Linked DNA regions of Mus musculus: region 2 is linked to region 1. The links are chromatin loops, found by intact Hi-C in ENCODE. Cell type or tissue: left cerebral cortex. All regions are shown on one strand. Each heading gives the region's core, and the rest is flanking DNA. Links, peaks and the distances in the headings are about the cores only. Region 1 overlaps Gtf2ird1 (general transcription factor II I repeat domain-containing 1). Region 2 has its middle 30 kb from the start of Gtf2ird1.

Evidence for each region. Peaks named below come from ENCODE experiments on the same cell type or tissue, not always from the same donor. Only the 100,000 strongest peaks of a DNase experiment are listed, where the experiment ranks them.
Region 2: a loop joins it to region 1, with 5 times the contacts of the local background. A loop is called at or near these places in 36 of 42 quality-filtered maps.

Annotation. Positions count from the first base shown.
Region 1 is chr5:134,371,850-134,377,224 of GRCm38, reverse strand. Gtf2ird1 (general transcription factor II I repeat domain-containing 1) reads left to right here. Exons shown (of 30, transcript NM_001081464.2): 21 at 148-331; 22 at 1,090-1,118. Among named protein-coding and RNA genes, the nearest start is that of Gm46925, 26 kb to the right of the region's middle. In left cerebral cortex, for the core only: CTCF peaks have their summits at 3,121 (motif pointing left), 3,776 (motif pointing right) and 4,411 (motif pointing right); a DNase peak (open chromatin) is centred at 3,102; H3K27ac peaks cover 452 bases.
Region 2 is chr5:134,483,828-134,489,202 of GRCm38, reverse strand. No RefSeq gene overlaps it. Among named protein-coding and RNA genes, the nearest start is that of Gtf2ird1, 30 kb to the right of the region's middle. In left cerebral cortex, for the core only: CTCF peaks have their summits at 1,928 (motif pointing left) and 3,061 (motif pointing right); DNase peaks (open chromatin) are centred at 903, 2,742 and 3,074.

The DNA of each region.
Region 1 (5,375 bases), core at 116-5,115:
ATTGATCTCCAAGTCCTGTTCACGTACAACTTCTCCCATCTTCCACAAAGATCCTCAGCCCTCTGGGAGAGAAGCCCCCAGACTCCTCCTGCCCCGTCTGTTCGGCCTCTTGCTCCTGACTGGTACAACTGCCTCTCTCCTATCCAGGTGAAGCTCTGGGCATCAAATACCCAGTGCAGGTGCCCTACAAGAGAATCAAAAGCAACCCAGGCTCGGTAATCATTGAAGGCCTACCCCCCGGGATCCCATTCCGCAAACCCTGCACCTTTGGCTCCCAGAACCTGGAAAGGATTCTCTCTGTGGCTGACAAGATCAAGTTCACGGTCACCAGGTATTTGATGAGGAAGAGCTCAGACTAGCCTGGCTGGGATTGGGAGCTGGCTCCAGAAGTTCCTATAGTAGGGGGTGTTGGAGAGGGACTACAGCTAGCCAGTCGCGCTAAATGACTTGCTCCGTGTTTGGTGAAAAAAAACCTTTGCTCAAAAAGGAAACAAAGAAAAGTAGACTGATGAAGGAAGATTCTGGAAGGCGACCTTTGGCATGCATGTGTGCACATAAACAAGACTACTTCTCTCCCCCACCCCCCGTGCACATGCTCACACGGTACAGATCCCAAAACAGGCCTCGAATCCCAGCACACAGGAAGCAGAGGCAGGAAGGTTATGGGTTAACCTTCATAACCATAAAGTTATGCCCAGCCTTCATAATTAGACCCTTTCTTTAAAACAAAAACAAAAGCTAGGGAAGTGGCCTGGTTGGTTTCATGGCGTGTCTAGGACACACGAAGTCCTGAGTCCCATCCCCAGCTCTCATAAACCAGGAGTAGTGGTGCATACCTGTAACCTCAGCGCTCAGGCGGTAGAAGCAGGAGGAGCAGACTTTCAGAGTCAGCCTTGGCTAGAACATCAGGATTCAAGGCTAGGCTGGGCTCCATGAGACCTCTCAAAGAGTCAAACATTGAATGCTAGTGTCTGAAAAGGACCCTGGGCTTTTGTTACCAATCCCTTGGCAAGCTAGTATCATCATCTACCTGGTGGTAACCTCGTCCCCATCCCTTTCCCCTGAAGCTCACTTCTGTTTCCCTTCCAGGCCATTCCAAGGACTTATCCCAAAGCCTGGTAAGTGGTACTTCTGGGGGTTTGGGAGGTACTTGGTATTAGGGGTGGGGGTTTGTGCACAGTTCTGGAAATTCAAAACCTTCATGGGAGACACCTGCCTGGCTCAGGCGCAGGACCAGGGTACTACCCTGCTGTTCCTGCAACTCCCTTTGCGTCTGCCTCCGGTTGATGGAGAAAGGCTGCAGAATCCCTGGTCTTAAGACCCAGAGACCCCGTTGAGATAACATTGGAACCACGGGCTTCACCCAGTCAGTCCCATGACCTCCGGGAGACCTGGCTAACTCAGGAAATGGGGAAAATTGATGGCAAATGTATTTGAATGTTGTCATAGGGTACAGGGAGCTTGGTGGTAATATGTGAGGCATTGGGGAGCTAGGAAGATAACATAGTCTATAAAGTATTTGCTGTGCAAACAAGAGAACCTGAGTTTAATCCCAGGAACCCACATTTAAAAAAATCTGTGTAGGGGTGGATGGGATGGGGGGGGGGGAGAAAACACAGCTGTGCTTTGTGGTGCAGTTTGTAATCCTGTTTGGAGGAGGTGGAGCTTTGCAAATTGCTAGGGCTCACTGAGCAGCCTGCCTGGTCTATTCAGCAAGTTAGCTCCAGGTCAGTGAGAGACCATCTCAAATGAACAAAAGAAAAAAAGCTGAGCATAGTGGCCCACCTGGGAGGCAGAATTTGAGGTTTGCTTGTCTACAAAATGAATTCTAGGACAGCCTGGCGCTACACAGAGAAACATTGTTTCAAAAAACAAAAGCTAGAGAGCTCCTCTGGAATCCCCAGTGAAAGGCTGGTGAGTGGCTCAGTGGTAGAGCCCCTGCCTAGAATCCCCCAGTGAGGGGCTGGGGGCGTGGCTCAGTGGTAGAGCCCCTGCCTAGAATCCCCCAGTGAGGGGCTGGGGGCGTGGCTCAGTGGTAGAGCCCCTGCCTAGAATCCCCCAGGGAGGGGCTGGGGGTGTGGCTCAGTGGTAGAGCCCCTGCCTAGAATCCCCCAGTGAGGGGCTGGGGGCATGGCTAAATCAAGCTTGCTAAGATTTCGTGTATTTCACCAAGCCTGGTTTATGAGGTACTGGGGCTGGAACCAGGGCTTTATGCACTCTAGACAAGAACCTATCAAATCAAGTATATCCTTAGCCCCCAAGACCCCATCTTGAAAAAAAAAAGTAAACAAAACAAACAAAAGAAGCCCCTGGCCTCATTTTTACCTGCTGCAGCAGCTAACTGGGTGGACTCTAGGATCCTGGTGCCCACTGTGGAGAGAGCCCTGGGTGGGACCAGAGGCTGGACCAGAGCTGGCAGTCAGACCATGAGGGAAATGAGTACTTCCTCAGGAAGGAAGCTGGGGACAAGGCAGTACTTGTGAACACAGAGGGCTGCCTTTCCACCAATGAGAGATCCAGAAAGTCCCTTCTTTGGGACTGACCCTAGCTCAGCCTGTCTGCCCTCCACCCCAGCTCTTGAGTTAGTTTGTAAACATGGGCCTCTTGGACCCTGGCTGATGATAGCCTAAAGTCAGACCCTAGCCAGTTGCCACCCCTGACACAAGTGATTATCTAAGCTGATGTCACTGCTGGGTGCTTCTGCTCCTGTCCCTCTGGGGTCCAGGAAGTATGGCTAGACCTCCAGCCTCGGTAGGAACCCAGTATATAAGTCAGCCAATCCCCCTACAGCCCCCATGGCTCTCCCTGGCCTCCAAACGCACTCGTTTTGGGGACAGCGTCCTGATATGTATCCCAGACTGGCCTCAAATTTGTGGCCTTTCTGCCTCAGCTTCCAGAGCGTTGAAGTTACAGTAGTGGGCCACCACTCTGGGATCGGTTACCTTCTCCCAGGAGGAAACATAGACTCAAGAGAGTTGAAGGAAATTTCTCGAAGTCACAGAGCATTTGCCTAGCCTGGCTGAGATTTGAAAGGAAAAGACTTCCCTACTTGCAGGAGCTAAGTTGTACCTTAATGTGCTAAATCTGATTCTGCTGAGTGTCTCTCTGTCGCCCCCTCCTGACCACTAGGTGCAATGACATGGGTCCTATGGTCCTATCTGTAACCTCCCTTTTTTACAAATTCCCAGTTTAAACTGGTTTATTTACTTGATGGATAGGGTTTGATATTAGGATTTTTTACTTATGTTCGTTATGTTTTTTCTAGACAGGGTTTTTCTGTGTAACCCTGGCTTTCTTGGAACTTGTTCTGTTTACCAGGCTGGTCTTGAACTTATAGAGATCTGCTTGTCTCTGGCTCCAGAGTACTAGGATTAAAGTCATGAGCCACTAGCATCTGGTTTTAGAATTTTGAGTGAGTGTGTGCGTGAGTGGGGGGAGTGTGCCTCTGTGTGTGTGTATGTGTGTGTGTGTGTGTGTGTTTATGTACAGAGGCCAGAGAGCAACCCTAGATGTTGGTCCTGTGGAGCTGCCCTATTAAATGTATTATTATTTTTATTTTATTTTATTTTTTTAAAGATAGTATCTCTCACTGGCCTGAAGCTAGGCTGACCAACTAGTCCCAGGCATCCTTCTGTATCTGCCTCTCTGGTGATGGGATTACAATTTCACACTATCGTTCATAACTTTTAATCGAGGGGGTGGGGGAGAGGTAGGGAAAAGAATTGTTTGTGAGTGCAATTCCTTTAGAGACCAGAAGATGTCACCAGATCCCCTGCTGCTGGAGTTTCAGTTTTGAGCTGCCTGGCACAGGCCCTGAGAACTGAACTCAGGTCCTCTCAAAGAACAGTGAGCATTCTAAACCACTGAGCCATCTCTCCAGCCCTAAGCCTTGCTTTAAAAAAAAAAAAAGAATTACTACATAGTGTGTGTATGTGTGTGTGTGTGTGTATGTATACACCCAGGTCTTCAACCTTAGAGGCAGGAAGGTGTTTTTACCATCTGAGCTACTTGGCTGGCTTCAGGCCCTGCTTTTACAGAGGATGTGGGGCTCAGATCTTATGTTTCCAAGCTAAACACTTTACCCACTCAGCTTTTGTCTGTTGTGGTTATTGCTGCTGTGTTTTGGGGGGGGGGGGATTCTTTATCTGTTTGTTTCACCTGCACGTGTTTATGCGCACCATGTGTGCCTGGTGTCTGTGGAGGCCAGAGAACTAGAGATGTAGGTGGTTGTAAGCCACAATGAATGCTGGGAACCGAACCTTGTTCTTTTGCAAGAGCAACCATCGCTCTTGAACCACTGAGCCATCTCTCTACCCCCACCCCAAGCCCAGTTTCTTCTTTTTTAAAAAAATATTTATTTATCTATTTATGTATTTAATGTATTCGAGTACACTGTGGCTGTCTTCAGACACACCAGAAGAGGGCATCAGATCCCATTACAGATGATTAGAGCCACCATGTGGTTGCTGAGAATTGAACTCAGGGGCTCTGGAAAAACAGTCGGTACTCTTAACCTCTGAGCCCTTAATCTCTCCAGTCCCCCAGTTTCTTCCTTGAAAAAGAAAAAGGTTCTTTTTTGTGAAGTAGACCAGGCCAACCTGGAACTTGGTGGAGTTTAGCTGAGAATCATCTGGTTTTTTGTTTTTGGTTTGTTTTTGGTTTTTGGTTTGGTTTGGTTTGGTTTTTCGAGACAGGGTTTCTCTGTGTAGCCCTGGCTGTCCTAGAACTCACTTTGTAGACCAGGCTGGCCTCGAACTCAGAAATGTGCCTTCCTCTGCATCCCGAATGCTGGGACTAAAGGTGTGCGCCACCACGCCCGGCTGCTGAGAATCATCTTAAATTTAGGATCCCTTGTCTCCACCTCCTGGCGCTGGGATTTCGGATGTGTGTTATCTTCTGTCAAACTAGTCCACTCTTGTCTGAGGGTTTCTGTTGCTCTGATAAACACTATGATCAAAACCACCTTAGAGCAGGAAGGGGTTGTTTCAGCTTTTAATTCCTAGGTCACACTCCATCACTGAAGGAAGACAGGGCAGGAACCTGGAGGAACACTGGTTACTGCCCTTACAACCCCTACACACACACCCGCCCTGCTGGCTCAGCCTGCTTTTGAATACACCTCACAACTACCTGCTGGGCATGGCTCCACCCACAGTGGGGCTGGGCCCTCCCCCATCAATCACTAATTAAGAAAATGGCCACAGGTCTTCTGATGGAGGTGTTGTCTCATTTGAGTTAGTTTATGTCAAAGAAAGGTGATGGGACCAGGTGCAGTCCCTTGTGCCTGGAAGGTCCCTGTGGGGAAAGACTTGGGAACATAATCCCAGAGGAATCACTGGAACAATGTGGATGCTGAGGAAAGGGTTAATAAGTAT
Region 2 (5,375 bases), core at 307-5,306, 110 kb before region 1:
AGTTTGTCATTGGACTTCCACATGTGCACACATGTACCTAAGTGTACATGCATGTTCACGCGCACGTGCGCACACAAAGCATATTTCTAAACTCTGGATGTCATACATTTTTTTTTTTTTCTACACAGAGATAGGGTTTCTCTGTGTAGCCCTGGCTGTCCTGGAACTCACTCTGTAGACCAGGCTGGCCTCGAACTTAGAAATCCTCCTGCCTCTGCCTCCTGAGTGCATACGCCACCACTGTCTGGCCTGTGTCATACATATCTATTACTGGCAATGACCAAAAGCAACTTGGGGAGGAAAGGGCTTCATCTTCTCAGTTGAGGTCCTGTCCTGGTTTACTCCTCTGCTGTGACAGAATACCATGACCAAGGCAACTTACAGAATAATGCACTTAATAAGGCTTACAGTTTCCAAGCACGATCCGTGACCATCATGGTGAGGGGCACGGCTGCAGGCAGGCAGGCATGGTGCTGGAGTAGTAGCTGAGAGTTTGCATCTGATCTACAGACACAAGGCAGAAAGCAAGAGCTAACTGGGAAGGGCTTAGGCTTTTGAAACTTCAAAGCCCAATGACACCTCCTCCAACAGGCTATATACCTCCTAATTGTTCCCAAACAGTTCCACCAACTGGGGACCAAAGATTCAAACATGACCCTACAGGGGCCATTTACATTAGAACCCACCACATTCTGCTCCCTGGCCCCTGTAAGCTTGTAGCCATATCATAATTCAAAATGAATTCATTCCAACACTGTTCACAGGGCTCTCTTGAGACTTCAAGGCAATCTCTTAATTGTAACCTGCTGTAAAACGTAATTATATATGTCCTATAAGCGACGGTGCAGAGAAATTGCTAAACTAGACCTCTCCGTGGGTGGAAAGATTTATTGCGGAGCAAACTGCCAAAGCTGTCTCTGGGAGGGGTCGGGAGGCAGAGTGAGAAGCGAGAGTGGGAGAGTGAGCAGAATGAGACGCAGCAGGGTGGGGGTCTGAGCCGACACAGGCTGCTGGGAGTCACCAGGAACTAGGTGCCCTTTCCGAGGTAGTTGACCTTGGTGGAAGGCTATGGGAGGTTCCTGAAGGACTAAGGGTAGTTCCTGGTACCCAGAAACCTGCCCTTATGTTTGCCTTCTAGATAACAATCCCAATGCATTAGAGTGATCATTAATAACCACAAGAAAGAGTCGCCATTAGGCTGTCTTAAAATGTCCTCTGACAACAAAATCCCGAACTCTTCAATTTAAGCTAAGCATGGTGGCACACATCTTGAATCCATTATTCAGGAGATAAAGGCAGGAAGATCTCTTGAGTCCGAGGCCAGCCTGGTTTACAGAGTGAGTTCCAGGCCAACCAGGGCTACACAGAGAAACTCTGTCTTCCAAAACCAAAAACGAAACTCTTCAGTTTGGTCTCAGGCAGATTCTTAGGAAAAAGCAGCCACAGTCTTGGCTAAAATGATGCCTTAGGGGGCTGGCGAGATGGCTCAGCGGGTAAGAGCACTGACTGCTCTTCCGAAGATCCTGAGTTCAAATCCCAGCAACCACCCATCATGAGATCTGACACCCTCTTCTGGTGCGTCTGAAGACAGCTACAGTGTACTTATGTATAATAATAAATAAATCTCTGGGTCAGAGCGAGCAGGGACTGAGCGAGCATGACTGACCAGAGTGAGCAGAGGTCCTGAAATTCAATTCCCAACAACCACATGAAGGCTTACAACCATCTGTATAGCTATGGTGTACTCATATACATAAAATAAATACATAAATAAATCTAAGGGGCTGGAGAGATGGCTCAGTGGTTAAGAGCACTGACTGGCCTTCTAAAGGTCCCAAGTTCAAATCCCAGCAACCACATGGTGGCTCACAACCATCCATAATGAGATCTGGCTCCCTCTTCTGGGGTGTCTGAAGACAGCTGCAGTGTACTTACATATAATAAATAAATAAATCTTTAAAAAAATTTTAAAATCTAAAAAAACCCCTTACTCCGGTTGCTAATATTGTTCCCCTGTGAAACCTCTGAAGTTGGGCATAGGCTACAGCTCTCAGATAACTGTTCTGCTTCTAGGATGCTTTATTAAATCTGGCTTACAGCACTCAGTGTTTTTCTTAGTCCAGGGACCACGCTGTGCTGAGACCCCAGAGGCAGCCTGGAGTGTTCTGTATATTGGTCCTTCATTCGCACACTGAGTGTCAGATGACAAGAAGGTGTGGGGGCCACTGCTTCGTCACTTTAAGGGCTCCAGGTGAGGGGGTTACACTCTTTCTTTGGTGTGTCTAATATTTTCAATCACCCATATGCCCCTAGAGTCTCAATTTGTCCTGAAGGGTGGCACCCTTATTAAATTTTATTTGTTTATTTATTTTTGCTTATTGAGGCAGGGTCTCATTGTGTGTCCCTTGATTGTCCTGGATGTCACTCTTTTTTTTTCTGTTTTGTTTTGTTTTGTTTTTTGGTTTCTCGAGACATGGTTTCTCTGTGTAGCCCTGTCTGTCCTGGAACTCATTCTGTAGACCAGGCTACCCTCGAACTCGGAAATTCGCCTGCCTCTGCCCCCTGAGTGCTGGGATTAAAGGCATGTGCCACTGCACCCAGCTTTCTACGCCCAGGAATAAGTCACATACTAGTCTGTGCTACGTGAATGATGGTGTCTGCAGATCCGTTTGGGCGGGAGCCGTCATCCTCCACCCCAAAATAGAGACTCCTGGGGGCAAGACACAACCTGAAAAAAAGGCAGTTTTAGTCAATATAGAGTAACTTACAGCAGGCCACAGCCTGGTCTTAGCACCAGCTTACACAGTAAATTTAAAGACGGCCTGGGGGGCGTGAAGGAGGGGGAGGAAGAGAGGGAGGATAGGTAGAGTGGGAGGAGACAGGGAAGAGGTCGGGGAGAGAGAGGAAGGGAGAAAAAAAAGAGGAGATTGGAGAAGAGAAGAAAGAAAAAACAGGGCAGAAAGAGAAAGGTGAGTTGGGGCAGTGAAGAGGACACAGTGGGAGATGACATACATATAAGGTATGCATGTATATTTATAGTCCCTCCTGTAATGCACAGAACTCACCACAAGGTGTCGCCCTCAGCTGCTGCACCTTCCGGTCATCTCTATGGCACTTAAAAGGCATAGAACCTGACTGGCAAGCCTGCACAGGAAAGGCACAAAGTATCTCCCTCCCGGCCCTATAGTTCCCTGGTGGGGTGGTCCCAAGAAGCCACCAGGCTTGGTTCAGACTCCTATGTGGCTATCCATCTGTCCACCTATCCATCTTAGCAACAGAAGCCAGCTAGAAAGGGGACATTCAATTCATTTCCAGGAACCCTTTAGGTAGGATTTCATGTCCCTGGACTCGGATCCCCCTTCCTATACCCAGATCCTTGTCTGCCGTTGAGTGACTCAACATGCCTTTGCTGGGGTCCTTGCTGAATTGAGAACGCATAGTTCTGGCTCTTGTCTGGAACCTTTCTCTCAAGTGACAACAGAGGGAAGAACTAGCTGTCCCCTATGCTGCCCTCAGAGTCACCCTCAAAGCCCCTTCCGTGGCTCAGCAGCTGCCTTTCCCCCTGCCCTACTGGACCACTTCACACTGGATTTCCCAGACTGTTTCGCAAATCGGGCGCATCTCCCTTTTGCCCTCACTCAGTCCACATGCCTGCTCTATGCTGCATCCACCACCTTCTGTTCTTCACCCCCCTAACCCCCGTCAAAGCTCCAGTTGCCAACTAGACACACCTGGGAAGAGGGGACCTCAGTTGAGGAATTGCCTCCTAGACTGGCAGGTCTAGGGGGCGTGTTCTTAGTTGATGATTGATGGGCAAGGGTCCAGCCCACTGTGGGAGGTACCATTCCTAGGCAGGTAGCCGAGCAAGGCAAGGACCAGTAAGCAGCATCCCTCCATGGCCCCTGCTTTGATTCCTGCCCTGAATCAAATATGGATGGATGGGTGGACAGGTGGATAGACTGTAACTTGTAAGTCAAATAAACCCTTTCCTCCCCAATTTGATTTTGGTCAGTGTTTTGTTGCAACAGAAAGCAAATTAGGACACCCCTTTAACCTATGCTAACCTTTAGGACACCCCTTTAATCTATGCTAACCTTTCTGAACCACTGTCCACTCTGGCCTGGTCCTGAGTTTCTAGCTCAAACCTTATCCTCCAGAGAAGCCTTTTCATGTAAGCACATGCCTCACTCACTCACTATGTTGTACACATACAACTACATAGGCACATATGGACGTCCACTGATATATGAGCACATACACTCATAATTATCCACACACACATACACATACCAGAATATTCACATGTATACACATACAGTCATCCACACAATACTACACACATATGTGTATAAGCATCCATGTGTGCACATGTGTATCTATACATACACTTACTTTATATACACATGCATTGCAGTTGCTATTTTTGATTGTCAACTTGACTACATCTGGAATTAACTAAAACCCCACAATGTAGGGCACACTTGTAAGGGATTTTTGCTTAATTGGAAATTGAAAAAGACACACCTTTAATTTGGATCGTGAAGCAGGCAGACACACCTTTAATCCAGATCATCACTTGAGTTGGGGGAAAAATATCCTTTAATCTGGGCCACACCTTCTGCTCAAAGCCTATCTAAGGACCCAGAAGGAGGAGGAAAAGGAAGCTTTTGCTTTCTCTGTTTGCTCTTGCCTTGTTAGCTCTCCCATTCCTTCACTGGCATTAGAGATTGCTTCTTCAGGATTGCAGTGTACAGCAAAGACCAGCTGAGACTTCCAGCTTCATGGACTGAGAAACTACTGGATTCTTGAACTTTCCTTTCATATCTAGCAGTGTTAACGTAGCTGGAGCAGAGAACACTGACTAATACATGCATACACATATATTAACATATATTGTTTATGTACACATAAAAAAAACAAAACAAAACAAAAAAAGCCGGGCAGTGGTGGCGTACTCCTTTAATCCCAGCACTCCAGAGGCAGAGGCAGAGGCAGAGGCAGGCAGATTTCTGACTTTGAGGCCAACCTGGTCTACAGAGTGAGTTCCAGGACAGCTAGGGCTACACAGAGAACCCTGTCTCAAAAACAAAACAAAACAAAACAAAAAAAACATGTACACATATCTACACTTGCACACCCATTGCATATACATGTAAACATAAATATACACATTAATAGCACATATCCACACAGCTCACACAGAAAAATATGCCTATACAATATACATACATACATGGATACTCATAGACACACCTGTACTATACACACACACACACACACATATATGTGTGTGTGCATATATACTCAAGCACACATACCACATATATACAAGCCAAACATGCATATATGTATATATGCATATACACACAAACACC